2 separate regions of the Homo sapiens genome follow, and region 2 is linked to region 1. A link is a contact called in ENCODE Hi-C data. All regions are on one chromosome and are shown on one strand. The core of a region is the stretch at or near the end of the contact, and the rest is flanking DNA. Distances in the headings are between cores, read along the strand shown. Region 1 overlaps ITGB5 (integrin subunit beta 5). Region 2 overlaps SLC12A8 (solute carrier family 12 member 8).

Evidence for each region. Hi-C counts contacts between places; a loop is a spot of excess contacts on that map. Pooled maps may share reads with other maps.
Region 2: a map with no recorded cell type shows a loop between it and region 1 (1.9-fold over the local background). The contact joins two enhancer-like sites. A Hi-C loop is called at or near these places in 6 of 37 single-sample maps with no recorded cell type and 4 of 50 pooled maps.

The regions. Positions count from the first base shown.
Region 1 is chr3:124,832,666-124,839,639 of GRCh38, reverse strand. All of the region lies in intron 5 of ITGB5 (integrin subunit beta 5), which reads left to right. Among named protein-coding and RNA genes, the nearest start is that of ITGB5, 51 kb to the left of the region's middle. RefSeq lists a silencer at 3,904-4,198 and enhancers at 4,161-4,370, 4,611-4,700, 5,065-5,564. Within about 2 kb of position 1,764, at least 29 of the 41 ENCODE cell types and tissues checked have a DNase peak (open chromatin) inside an H3K27ac peak, as active enhancers do.
Region 2 is chr3:125,203,549-125,210,541 of GRCh38, reverse strand. The region is part of intron 2 of SLC12A8 (solute carrier family 12 member 8); the gene reads left to right. Among named protein-coding and RNA genes, the nearest start is that of SLC12A8, 5.7 kb to the left of the region's middle. Within about 2 kb of position 2,886, at least 4 of the 41 ENCODE cell types and tissues checked have a DNase peak (open chromatin) inside an H3K27ac peak, as active enhancers do.

The sequences.
Region 1 (6,974 bases), core at 515-3,014:
CTTCTTGGTAGGGAAAAAAATAGTGCAGAGAAGACATAGGATCCCCCTCATCTCCCCACCTTGAGGATTTTATGGATTTTCTTTTTTTGGAGAGAGAAATTCATCTTTCTCTGGAGAAAGAACCCAATTACAGGCCTAAGCAGTGTCTGAGTATATTTTATTCAATTAGATGAATTGAAAGGGCATGATTGATCACTTGGACCACAGTGGTCTTTGAGAAGCCATTTGATCCAGTCTATGTCTATGGAACCTTCCTGTGCCATCCCTGATGGATGAAATCTTCAACCCTTTGAAAACACAGTATTTCAAGACTCAAGCATTTCAGAGGCGATGCTAGCAGATTTTCTCAGTTCATTGTCTGGACCTGGTGAATTATTGTTGACGGAGAGGCACTTTGTGAGCAAGTTTCAGGCTTATACCTGTTGAAATTTGCTCTTTATTCCTCACCACGACCTTTGCAAAAGGGAATACCTGGAAAGTTAATGATTGCTCAGAATTATGCAGCCAATGTGCCTCCAGCATCTCTCTTTGCCTTTTCTTTTCCATTGTGCTGTCAGTTTATGTTCAGGTGCATACTAAGCAATTTATTTCTCACTTGACATCACCTACTTATAAAACATGTCATCCTTCCTGGCTCACCACAGCCTTATGGTGACAAAAAATTGGAAGTAGTTTATGGACTACTTTTGGATGAAAGACTACGCAACAGTCATACTACTTAAAATATTTAATGACTTGAGGCTGGGCGCGGTGGCTCACGCCTGTAATCCTAGCACTTTGAGAGGCTGAGGCGGGCAGATCATGAGGTCAGGAGATCGAGACCATCCTGGCTAACGCGGTGAAACCCCGTCTCTACTAAAAATACAAAAAATTAGCCGGGCGTGGTGGCAGGCGCCTGTAGTCCCAGCTACTCGGGAGGCTGAGGCAGGAGAATGGTGTGAACCCCGGAGGCGGAGCTTTCAGTGAACCGAGATCATGCCACTGCACTCCAGCCTGGGCAACAGAGCAAGACTCTGTCTCAAAAAAAAAAAAATTTTAATGACTTGAATAATATGTAAGGTATTAGTATCAGATGGCTTTAATAGTAACTTTGCTCTCTCTTGGCTCCCTCTTCTAGGAAAAATTGTCCTTAGGGAAGATACAACCCAATGTTTTATGTTTTAAGAATTTCCAGAATAATATGTAAGATAAATTAAGATTGGCATGGGAAGCAGGTTATAAAACAATATGGACAGTATACTTCTGTTTTGCAAACAAAAGAAAGAAAAAATGTGGAAAAGATTGGAAATGGAACAAAATGGTAACAGTGGTTGTCTCAGGTGACAAGATTATATTTTTCTGATAGGTGATAGGCTTATTTTCTTCTTTGGCTTTTTGTTTAATATTTACCTAAATTTCCACAGTGAATAAGTATGATTTCTTTTTTTTTTTTTTTATTCTGGAACAGTTTCAGAATAAAGAATAGTGAAATGAAACCCCATGTACTCATTGTTCGTCTTTAATGATTACTAACTCATGACCAGTCTTGTTGCATTTGTATTCCCAACCACACCCATATTTGAAGCAGATCTTGGCTATCATTTGTAAGTCCTAAGTATCCCTTACTTTGTTTACTGAATGCTGTGTCTCCTCCTGATCTGGCCAGATTAAAGGCCCTTCCACTGAATCCTGCAAACAGTGGAACAGAGGGAGAAGGCCTGGAATCTTGTGCAGTTGGCTCTGTGCGTCATAGGGGCTGGAGTTGGCCAGGCAATTCCCCGGCAGCGCTGCACGCTCTACTTCCCCTGACCCTGTGCCCTGGAGATGGAGCTGATAACAGGCCTATCTCCCAGCGCCACAGGGAGCTCTTTGTCCTGGTTTTATTCTCACTCTGGTTTTATTCTCATTCTTGTTTCCCTGAATGGACTGTTAGTTATCAACTTGTGGGATTTAGGGGTATGGAATATTCACATGTCTGACTTTAAATCCACCTCTGTGGCCTGCTCTTGAAAGATGTTCTTTGCAAAAAGAAGGAAACTACCTGTTTCTATTTAGGATTCATTCCATTTATGATAAGGACCCTGTTTCTATGAATGGAGGTTTTGAGTTGCTTTATTTATCCCCTGCAGGTCACATTGCTGTGAGAGGCCATCTAACAGCATCCACAGCTAAGGGATGCTTCTGTCGTCAAGGCGGGCATTTTTTCTAATGCACTGTTCCTGGCTGGGTTGGAGTTGGAGAATGCCACTGCCTGTAATTTCTTATCTTTACCCAGAGCCTATGATTGAACCTGTTTATACTTTTTTATGGTCAGAATAATGGTTTCTCTGCCAGGACCTTCTAGAAGTTGACTCTAAGTTGTTTGTTCTGAAATTGTGCAGGCGGAAGTGTGATGTGTGGTTCAGACTGGAAATATGGCTGCTTTCCTCTTCTCTCAAAACAGGGCACGCCCTTGGCCTAGGGAGGACAGAGGGTGAGCAGTTGCCTGGAAGCTCTGGGTCCCAAGTTGTCAGTTATCACTTTGCTCTTCTTCATGGCTCTCAGGTTAAAGAAGTTACTTGTACATTTGAGCTTGGCTGGGTACATGCTGGCTGCACAGTATTCTATGTGCTGCTTTTTTTCGTCAGCCAGAAAATAAATCAGTGCAACCCAATGCGTTTCCCTGTTTGTCTCCACTGCTAGAGCCCTGGCACTTATCCTTTGTATTCTTTAGACAGAGTTTCTGTTTTAATCCTGATTCTTTTAATTTTGCCTGTGTTCAATTTTTAAAGCATTTATTTCCTCTCAAAAATAGTTGGATGAGTAAGTCTTAAAGCAAACAAGGTAAATTTATGTATTGAATAAAATTTTTTTGGCAGGAATTGAGACCTTTATTCTTCCCTGGCCAGAATATCTTATCTAAAATGAAGACCACAGCCTCAGAGGAGCCGTGATTCTTGTTGGAGGATCCTTACCAGAATCCTACAGTATATTGGTAGGACTCTGATAAGGGTTGTTCCCATTTTACAGGGGTGGAAACTGAGTATCACAGGGACTAATTGCATTTAGTAAGGAGTAGAACCAGAATGTGAACCAGTTCTGTTGATTTGAAATTCTGTGCCCTTTTTATTACTCAGTGACTGTGTGCTCTGGGAAGTAACAATAATGCACTATTGAGTAAGGGGCACTGCATTTATTTATTTAAAACAATTTTTTTTTCTTTTTCTTTTTTTTTTGAAAGGAGATCTCATTCTATCGCCCAGGCTGGAGTGCTGTGGTGTTATCATGGCTCACTGCAACCTTGCCCAGCTAATTTTTTTGTATTTTTAGTAAAGACATGGTTTGTCCATGTTGGCCAGGCTGGTCTTGAACTTCTGGGCTCAAGTGATCTGCCCACCTCAGCCTCCCAAAATGCTGGGATTATAGGTGTGAGCCACTGCACACAGCCTGTTGAATTTTTTTTTTTTTAATAATACATTCCAAACCTAGGAAGGCACTGAATTTAGAGTCATGTTTTCCTTACTCAAGCTCTGCCTCTTCTGTTATCGGCTGCCTCCATGGAAGCCAGTTGACTTCTCCAGGCCTCAGAGAGCACATCTGGGAGATGCAGGGAGGCATGGGACTGGAGGGAGGTGCTCCAGGTTGCCTTCCATCTGTGCCAGCCAGTGCCACTTCTCGCAGAGGACTTGGTCACAGCCCTGTCTCCTTTGCTCAAGGCCTTTGATTTTGCTTTTTTGTCTCTTCTGGCTCAGGCTTAAGCCTCAGACCCAGTAGAGGCTGCTGCAGACACCTGTAAAATGTGGAAAATTCCCCAGTCCCAGAGTCAGGCACAACTTTGTCAGGGTTTCCTCTTGCTCCCTCCCAGCTCCCAGTTCCTGCAGAATTGACTCGCTTTCTTTTGACTTATTGCCTGATTTCTTTTAGACCTCAGACTTGTGTCACTTTTCCAAGCATGAGTTGAGAAATACAGGAAATTGCCTTTCTTTCCTCAAGGAAGGCATCCCCCCACTCCTCAAACCTCTGCACCACCTGAAGAGAGGGACCCGCCACATGTTCTGCTTCCCAGCTGTCTGCGTTGTCTGTCTCAGCATGTGTGAGCTGCTTCTGCTAGCAGATCGCACCACAGGTTTCCGGGGCTTGATCCAGCGCCAGGCTGCCTGCTCTTCCTGTGCTGCCGTGTCTTTGGGGAAGCACCATTAAAGTATTGGATTTCTCTGGGCATTGCGCATGCAGGTGTGCAGACCCTCTGCCCTGTAGGGTTGTTGTCAGACAGGTGTGGCGCAGCTTCCCCTTGGCTTTCTATGTGGCAGACGGCAGTGGTTTCATGTGCACTTCTGAATCCTTCTACTGTTTTGGTCTCTGAGGCGACATCCCAAGTGCAGGACTCCGTGGTTTCCTGGCTCTGCCTTCTGCTGTGAGCTGTGTTGTGGGCTCCGCAGCCCCACCGACAGCTGCTGTTCTGGGTTGAGCGGTGGGAACTGGCTGAGTCATAACTCAGTATCGTGAACAGGGCACGTGGGAGAGTTTGCGTTTCTTTTTGCCCTCTAGTGTAAACAAGTCACGTGCCTGCCTTGCACCTGTGCTTAGGAGGTGTCTACACGTGCTGGTGGCTCCCTTCACTGACCAAGGCAGGGAATAATCATCCTGGGGAAAGGGTAGGAGGCCCCTTTGATGGCTGGGGCTCTGTTTTCATACCAGGTGAGAATGTCAATTTTTTATTTTAAGTCAGAGGCTCCTTCTTGCTTGGAATGTCCACTGAGCAAAGATGAAAGGAGACAGGAATTTGCTCTTGGGCTCCTGTTGCAAGGCTCTCTGCCTGTGGCCTCTACCTGTGGCCTCTGCATTCCAGCCACAGTGACCTGGAGTGCGTTACTCTGACTCAGGCAAGGCCTTTGCATGTGTTGTTTCCTCTGTTTGGATACTCCATTCCTGTATTCCTGGTTTTCTTTGATACTACTTCCCTGTATTCCTGGTTTGCTTGCTTGCTTCCTTCCTTCCTTCTTTCCTCCCTCCCCTCCCTCCCCTTCCTCCTGTCCGTCCTTCCCTCCCTCCCTCCCTCCCCATCCTTCCCTTCTCTCTCTCTCTTTCCTTCCTTCTTTCCTTCCTTCCTTCCTCCCTCCCTCCCCCCGCTCCCTCCCCTCCCTCCCCTTCCTCGCCTCCCTCCTTCCTTCCCTCCTCTCCCTCCCTCCCTTCCCATCCTTCCCTTCTTTCTCTCTCTCTTTCCTTCCTTCCTTCCTTCTTTCTTTCTTTGTTTCCTTCTTTCTTTCTTTCTTTCAGTAGATTTTATTTTTTATAGCAGTTTTAGGTTCATAGCAAAAATGAATAGAAAATAAAGAATTCCCACAACTTCCCTCTGACCACTGCGCACACAACCTCCCCCACCATCAGCATTCCACATCAGTGTGGTATATTTGTTACAATCAGTGACCCAGTCAGTGTTGACACATCATTATCAACCAGAGTCCATAGTTCACATTAGGGTTCACTCTTGGTTTGTACAGTTCTGTGGGTTTTAACAAATGTACGACAACAGGTAGCCACCATTAAATATCACACAGAGTAGCTTCCCTGCCCCGGAAGTCCCTGTGCTCCACTTGTCCATTCCTGCTTCCTCCCCCGGAATCTGTTTTCCTTTTAATGTCTAACCTGTGCCTGTTTGTGTTTCAGATTTCAGCTTCACTGTCTGTTTGTCAGAGAAGCCCTCCCTGGTGGACTTCCCTGAGTAGGTCAGGATGCCCTGGCTCCAGGCAAGCCCTTAATCACTTCTGTCCTAGTTATCATCTTATTTTTATTTATTTGAAGCATTCCTGGAATGCCTGCCTCCCTTTGAGATAGTAAACTCCCTGAAGGCAGGGACTATGTCTTTTTTCTTATGACTATATTCCCAGCACCAGACACTGCTGGGCACATAACAGATGCTTGTTAAACATCTGGGAACAAAGGCTTCATTCTCACAGGTGCCTTTATGCTTCTGAAGTTCAGGAATACCAGGTTCTTCTGGCCCCAAGCTTGTCCCATCCTGGATGGGACTTCCACCCTCCCATCCACCAGGCTGCCTCCATGGAATTTACAGTGCTTCATGCAAATTCATTAAAGCAGAACCAGAAGTACTATTACTTGGTAATACTTTTCCATTCAGAAAGCATTTATTGGCTGTCCAATAAATGCTCAGTGGCAGGTATGGTGGAGAAAATTAAAGATAGATGAGAAGTCTCTATCCTCTGGGATTTGATTTGAGCCTGCAGATCCATTAGAAGGGAAATAAAACAACCTGTTTGGAAACATTAGATTGAACCATATAAAATTATTGATATTTATTGATGATATTTGTTATTTGCCTATTGATGTTTTTCCTGCAAAAATGGAAAATTCATATGGTTCAACCTTCTTCATTCCAAAATGTTCTATAATTCAGATTGGACTGTGTCACAGAGTACAGATTAGAAATGTCATCCTGCACATTGCTGGGATTTGAGCTCAAGAGGAATGTCTGTATCCTGAGTCATAGGCCAAGATTTCTTTTTCCCAAGGAAAGAAATGCTACACTTTTGGCCTCATTAAGTTTAGCCACAGAACAGATTTTTTTAAAAAAGATATTTCATTGCAAACAGTGGATGGAAGTAGGAAAAACAAACTAAAAAGAATGTGTATATTGTTTTAAAGGGATGGAAATATGCCTGAATGTCAACATGATTCGGGAAACCAATCACAGAGACCCTCTAACCTTGTTTTCCCTTATGTGCTGTGGAGACTCCTCTGTCCCCAAGCTCAGATCTACTGTGGGAGCTGCCCACTGGCTGCCCAGGTCAGTCCCCTTTCCTTCCTCATTCCTGCCTTGAAACCTGTCCCCTCTTCCTCAGTGCTTGCCTGAAAGGTTAATGGACAGTGTTTTGTTATTACATTTGAAAACGTCTTGAGTACTTACTGTGTACAAGACGTCCTGTTAGGTGCTGTGGGGAATGCAGAGTTGAAGTAGCCGTGATGCCTGTCTCCATGAGCATCACTCTAGTTGTAGG
Region 2 (6,993 bases), core at 1,637-4,136, 370 kb before region 1:
AGGAATTCCCAAAGGAGAGACAAATAAGACATTCTGAGATCTCCCCTGTGATGGCATCTGTTCCTCTCTCCCCTGTTTAAAACCTTCAGTGTCTCCTCATGTGCACCACTCAGGGCTCAAACTCTTCAGCCTCAGCCCTATACAGTCTGACCCCACCTGAGTCTCAAGTCGAGTTCCCCACATCTTCTTCTTCCTGCCACACCTTCCAGCTGAACCACACCATTCCCCAGAGCTTATATCTTTCCCTTGATCTTTGCTGATGCTTCTTATCAACAATTTGTCACTGAAACCTTCACCCAAGTATTTAAGTGGTATTTAAGTATTTAAATTGGTATTTAAGTGGACAGTAAATTTTAGTTGATTGATCACATGAACAAACAACAGAAAACCACAATGCAAGTTAAATTGTCATAAGTGCCCTAAGAGAGAGTTGATTTCTAAAATGTGATGGATACAATGACCTCTGTGTTGCCTCCTTCTCCCTTAATAGCTAAACATCGAAGGATTGGACATGGCCCAATGCCCAATTTTAAGGCCTTTGGTGTTCATGATTTAGAAATCCATCCTTTCTTTCTCTCTCCCTCCCCTGCACTGTCTTGTTAAGGTACCATTTCTTGATTGGATGATTCATACTCTCCTAAGTTCTTTTTCCACATTGCTACTAAAGTGATGCTTTTATGAAGCATAGATCTGTGCATTTGACCCCTCTGCTTAAATTCCTTCAATAGCTTCTCACTGCCTTCAGAATTCAGCTCAGACTCCTCATCTTGGCCGCCAGGGCCCTCCGTGATGGTTAACTCACCCCTTCTGTTCCACAGCATCCTGTGTCACTGCACTTACCATGTAGCATTGAAATGAGCTGCTTCTTTTCTGTCTCCCTTAAAGCTGTGAACTTAAATTCAGGGGCATGTCTTATTTATTTTTGTATCCCCAATACCTGGCATGGTGTGTTGTGTATAGAAGTTGCCCCATCAGTGTTGGTTCTACTGAACTGAACTTACCTGGCTAGGAATTGGGTGAGTTGCCATTTGCATTAAGTCTTAAAGTAATGGTGGAAGTGGAACATATGGTGGACTTGGGAAGCATATTCCAGGTGGGAGGGTGAGAAAATGATAATAGCTACCAATTAGTGGGCACTTACTGTATACTGAGCACTTAATATGCATTACCTCATTTATCTCCACTACAACATTCTGAAGTTGATATGATTATTTTGGTTTGACACAAGAATAACTGTAGCACTGTAAAGCCAGGCATGTTTGATGCCAAGTCCCAAGCTTTCATCCTTTTTGCTATGTGCCTCCTGCTCCAAATGGTATAAGCAAAGCCACCCAGATGGCAAATTAAGGACCTCTGCGTGGGAACAGAGAGTAAGTTAGGTGGCTAAAATGCTGGAAGCTGAACTCTAGGAGTGGCTAGCCCTCAAGAAATTTCCTGGGAACCTTTGAACAATTTTATTCCAGTCTTGGGGATCAGAAATTCTGCTAGGAGCTTTGGGGCCTGCAGAACACAAGATTAGGAGGCAGTGCCCAGTGGGAAGACAGGCTAGTGGGTGTCATGCCACCTTCAGTCTTGACCTGCTCTTCTCTTGGTCACGGTGATTAGAAAGTGGCTCACAGGAAGTTTGGCAAGGGTGGGGACACTTGGAAGTTAGGTGGAGGGTGAATGAATGGACTCTTGGTTTGGCTTTAATCATTTTAGGACCAGATAGGGTAGCTCTCTCTCTCTCTCTCTCTCTCTCTCTCTCTCTGTGTGTGTGTGTGTGTGTGTGTGTGTGTGTGTGTGTGTGTGTGTAGATTGGTCAGTAATAAGTGAACCAGCTGGGAAGGAGCTGTAGATCTGAGTGTTAATGGTGTGGTGGTCGAGGGTGCATGTGCTGCCTGGGTCAAGTCCTGGCTCTAATACTTTGTGACCTTGAACAAGTTTCGTAACCTCACTAAGCCTCCGTTTCCTCACCTACAAAATGACTGCCCAGTGATTGAAACTACCATAGAGAATGAAGACAATTAAAAGAGATAATTTGTGTAAATATTTGGTATAGTGCTTGGTTCCTGGTCAGCATTCAGCTTATATTATATAAATGGCTAATAATTAAACTAAGGGGAGTATGTATTTAATCCAGGGGGTAGTGGTATAAATGAGCAGAAGGATCCATTGGCAAATCAATGCATGACTCAGCACAGCTGAGTCAGGCAGAAGACATAAGGCAGGAGTCTCAAACCCAAAATCATACCTTGGGCCAACACCAGAATGTGGGACATTGTTCCAGACAACCTGCTGGGTGGGCAGTCTATTGAGGATGATGTGTGCTTTCTAGGCCTGGGTGAGTCTGGAGTGGTTTGGGAATGTGAGTGTGTGTTTGGAGACCCACCGAACTTCTGGCAGGCCAAGCCTTGTTCCAGGGGCCTCTGTCTGGAGGCACTTTGTGTGCTCTGGTGGTAGACTCAAACCTGGGTTCTGGGTTTCCCATTCTGACTGTGCTGCTGGATAGGCTGGGCCCTTGGGCAAGTTACCCACAGGCTCCCAGTCTATTTCCACAACTATGTGATGGGGTGAGTGGACCTGATTCTCAGGGTTTTTATGAGATTAAAGGAGATGCCATATGTGGAAGGGTCTGGGCCAGTGCCTCTCTCATGACAAGCACTAAGTAAAATGCTCATTTGATGATTGGATGAAGCCGATCGCACACAGAAGCCCAGCGGAGTAGGCTGTGAAACTTGGGGCTTGAAAACTAAGAAAGAAACAGCCAGTGCAGAGGGAGGTGAACAGAAGGCTAATGAGCCATGATTGGGTGCTTGTCTGTGCCAGGTACTGGACAGACAGGACTGTGACGATCTGGGTGTTTCAGGAAGACTGCGTTGGCAGGAGAAAGCAGGTAGCCTGAGACAAAAACAGATGGCAAGCTGACAAGCTGTGTGGAGGTCTGAAGTCCTGCAGAATCTCATGCTCTTAGCGTTGGGAATAGGGAGAAAACTCGGTTTCATTTACCAGGTGTTTATTGAATGACAGTTCTTGCCAGGATCCCCAGTTCCTGCTGGATATACTAAAACAAGTACAAAACCAACAGCAATCTCCTAGTTCTTATGGAATAAGAAGTGCCTCCAGCTAGCCTGAGGCTTTTGTCTTTCTTCTCTCAGGGTTGGAGGGTCTCAACAGGAACTTAAAAGGGAAGCTGGCCTGAGAATAAGTCACCAAAAACCAATATAACTAGTACACTGGATTCATGCTTTTCTGCATTCTGCTCTACCACAGAGACTTGAAGTGTAGCACTAGTGGGTCCATGTGGACCCTTTTCTAGGAGGTCTGCAGGCCAAAGTCTGGCTAATTATTCTAGAAAAAACCCGCTGCAGGCCGTGGGAGCAGGCTCCCCGTCAGAACCATTGTGACTGGCCCAAGCACAGGAGGAGGAGTTTCCAGGTCGCTGAGACCTGCCTGGGTTCTGACTCTGCTCCGTCTTCTTGTACAGCGTCCCAGCTCTTTCCCTTCTGTGTCCTCTCCTCTCTTGCTCTCTCATGGTTTGTATCTGTGTCCCCACCAAATCTTATGTTTAATTGTAATTCCCAGTGTTGGAGGTAGGGCCTGGTGGGAGATGATTCCATCCTGGGGGTGGTTTCTCACCAATGGTTTAGCACCATTCCCTCGATGCTGTTCTGATAGTGAGTGAGTGAGTTCTCATGAAATCTGGTTGTTTAAAAGTGTGCAGCACCTCCCAGGACCTCTTGCTCCTGCTCTGGTGACATAAGATGCCTGCCTCGCCTTTGCCTTCCACCATGATTGAAAGTTTCCTGAGGCCTCCCTGGAAGCAGAAGCTGCTATGCTTCCCGTACAGCCTGTGGAACCATAAGCCAATTAAACCTCTTTTCTTTATAAATTACCCAGTCTCAAGTATTTCTTTATAGCAATGCACGTACGGACTAATACACACTTTTTCTCTGTCTTTTCCTCTTCAATTAGATGGCTTACCTGAGTTAGCTTGGTGTGGTAAGATAGAGCCTGGTCAAGTTTTGGGGCAATGGTGAATAGAGAAGTGGCACTGGCAAGAGAGGTAGATAGAAATAGAACCAAACAATCAAGACATGGAGGAGTCCTCAGAGATCTTCTGGCCTAGTCCATTTGCTTGTCGTGTCAAGAAGCAAGCCCAGAGACTTGAGTTCCAGCAATAGTGGGTCCAGGAGGACGTAAATATTGAGTGACTTGCCCAGAGCAAGGTTAGAAGGCAGAACCAGGTTAGAAGCAAGGCTACTGGCCCCAGAACACAGCCCTGAGTTGACCCTGACATATCCAATTTTGAGTATGGGTGTCAGGCTTCATTGCAAAAGCTTGGCTCATATTTTCTGAGTGCTCATTAGCCAGTGTATGGTTAAGAACTGACTTTTATTTTTACTATGCATTTTTCAGGGCTGTTTTAGCATCTTTAAAAAGCTATGTGAGCCTCAGCAGCCATGTGCCAGGCAATAGCATATTGCTTTATTAGTAGATGTAGAAAAATGAATGCAGCTGAGGAGGAAGGAAAAGGGAACTTCAGACAAGACAGTCTTGTTAGCCCCTCTTTTTTTTCTTTAAGCATATTTATATCTCTTGAAGCCCCTCTTTTTAAGATGAGGACACTGGGGCCCAAATGGTTGGGTGGAAGAGCAGGGCTCAATTCTGGGATTCCTAGAGCCATGACCCCCTCACTATCCCAGGTCTTGTAGGGCATGAAGCTTATACCATTTTTATGGACTCTCTAGTAAAAAGGATACAAATTGCAAATAGAAAATTTGGCATAATCTTTGGAAGGGACCAAATGCCAAATGATGCGTCCTAAGGCTTAAGCTGTTAGCTTCACCATAAAACCACCTCTGGTCAATGGACGGAAGCAACTTTAAAGGCAGCAGAAGACAAGAGGCTTATGCTCCTGGAGCTGGAGAGAAGTAACAGCAGATCCTGTTCTCAGGATTGAGATGCGGCGGAAGCATTTCATATGCACACTGACATCCTTTCCTCTTTCTCCTCTGTCTTTCCCCCTTTCCACTTTAAAGACCTGTTGGTTACTTTGCCTGAAAATGACAACTGGGCCCCAAATGCTGCATATTTGTAAAAAATAGAGTGGGGACATTTTCTGGATAAAAGTGTCCCACCTAGAAACTGGAGTGAAAGTGTTCTTCACTGAAATGAGTTAGGCAGGGTTCTGTGACTCATTTGTACCCGCCGTATTTTAACTTACAGAGGTGAGAACATGCAGAGGTCGATGCCACTGAAAGATTTCTGTTACTTACCTTGCTTGAGAAGAGAGAATACACTATGCCACGCAGGGTCACAGGGAAGCACCAGGGATGCTCAGGGGGCTGAAGACAGGAGTGAGGGTTTATTGGGGTTTCTGCAGGAGAGGAAAGGCAGGGCACGGTGGACAGCTTAGGACTGGCAGTTTGAACAATTCTAGTGGGCTCTGGGTTATAGGGGTGGCCTCTGGTTGCCGGGTGTCTGGCTCTGGGATGATTGGGGTCAGGAGAAATCTTGGCTTGGTGTGTGAGTTAGATGAGGAGGTGGTCTTTGGTGGTATAGACTCAGCATTGGTTGTTTTGCTTAAGAAAGCTGTGTTCATGGCTAAGCCTTTTGCTCTCTCTGAGAATTGACTAGGTCTGAGAGGGTCAGTCTTTCCTAGGCCAGCAAGATTTTAAAACATTTTTAAGTTGATATATAATAATTATACGTATTTATGGGGGTACATATGATATTTTGGTACATATATACAATGTGTAATGATCAAATCAGGGTAATTGGGGTATCCATCACCTCAAATATTTATCATTTCTTTGTCTTAGGAGCATTTCAAATCTTCTCCTCTAGCTATTTTGAAATATACAATAAGTTATTGTTGACTATAGTTACCCTTCTTTGCTATAGAACACTAGAACTTACTCTTTTTATCTAACTATGCAGTTATACCCATTAACCAACCTCTCTTCATCCCCCCAATCCCCTTCCCACCCTCTGATAACCATCATTCTACTATTTAGCTCAATGAAGTCAACTGTTTTAGCTCCCACATATGGATAAGAACATGTGATATCTGTCTTTCTGTTCCTGGTTAATTTCACTTAACCTAATGACCTCCAGTTCCATCCACGTTGCTGCACATGACAGGATTTCATTCATTTTTATGGCTAAATAGTTTTCCATTGTATACATTTACCACATTTTCTTTATTCATTCATCTGTTGATGGACACTTAGGTTGACTCCTTTTGCTATTGCGAATAGGGCTGCAATAAACATGGGTGTGCAGGCATCCCTTTGATATACTCATTTCCTTTCCTTTGGATAAGTACCCACAGTGGGATTGCTGGATCATATGGTAGTTCTATTTTTAATTTTTAATGAGCTTCCATATTGTTTTCTATAATGCCTGTAATAATTCACATTTTCACCAACAGTGCACAAGGGTTCCCTTTTCTCCAAAGCCCCACAAACACTTGTTATTTTACATTTTTTGGATAATAGTCATTCTAACAGGTGTGAGGTGGTATCTCATTGTGGTTTTGATTTGCATTTCCCTGATAATTAGTGCTGTTGAGCATTTTTTCATGTGCCTGTTGGCCATCTGTGTGTCTTCTTTTGAGGAATGTCTATTTAGATGTTTTGCCCACTTTTTAATGGGATTAGTCATTTTATGCTGTTGAGTTGTTTGAGTTCCTTGTATGTTCTGGATATTAGTCCCTTGTTGCATGAATATCTTGCAAATATTTTATCCCATTCTACAGGTTGTCTTTTCACTCTACTGTTTCCTTTGCAGTGCAGAAACTTTTTAGATCAATATGACCCCATTTGTCTATTTTTGTTTCTGTTGCCTGTGCTTTTGAAATCTTAGCCATAAAACCTTTTCCCAAACCAATGTCCCAAAGCATGCCCCCTATGTTTTCTTCTAGCAGGTTTATAGTTTGGGTGTTACATTTATGTCTTTAATCCATTTTGTGTTGCTTTTTGTATAGGTTGAGAGATGGGGGTCTAGTTT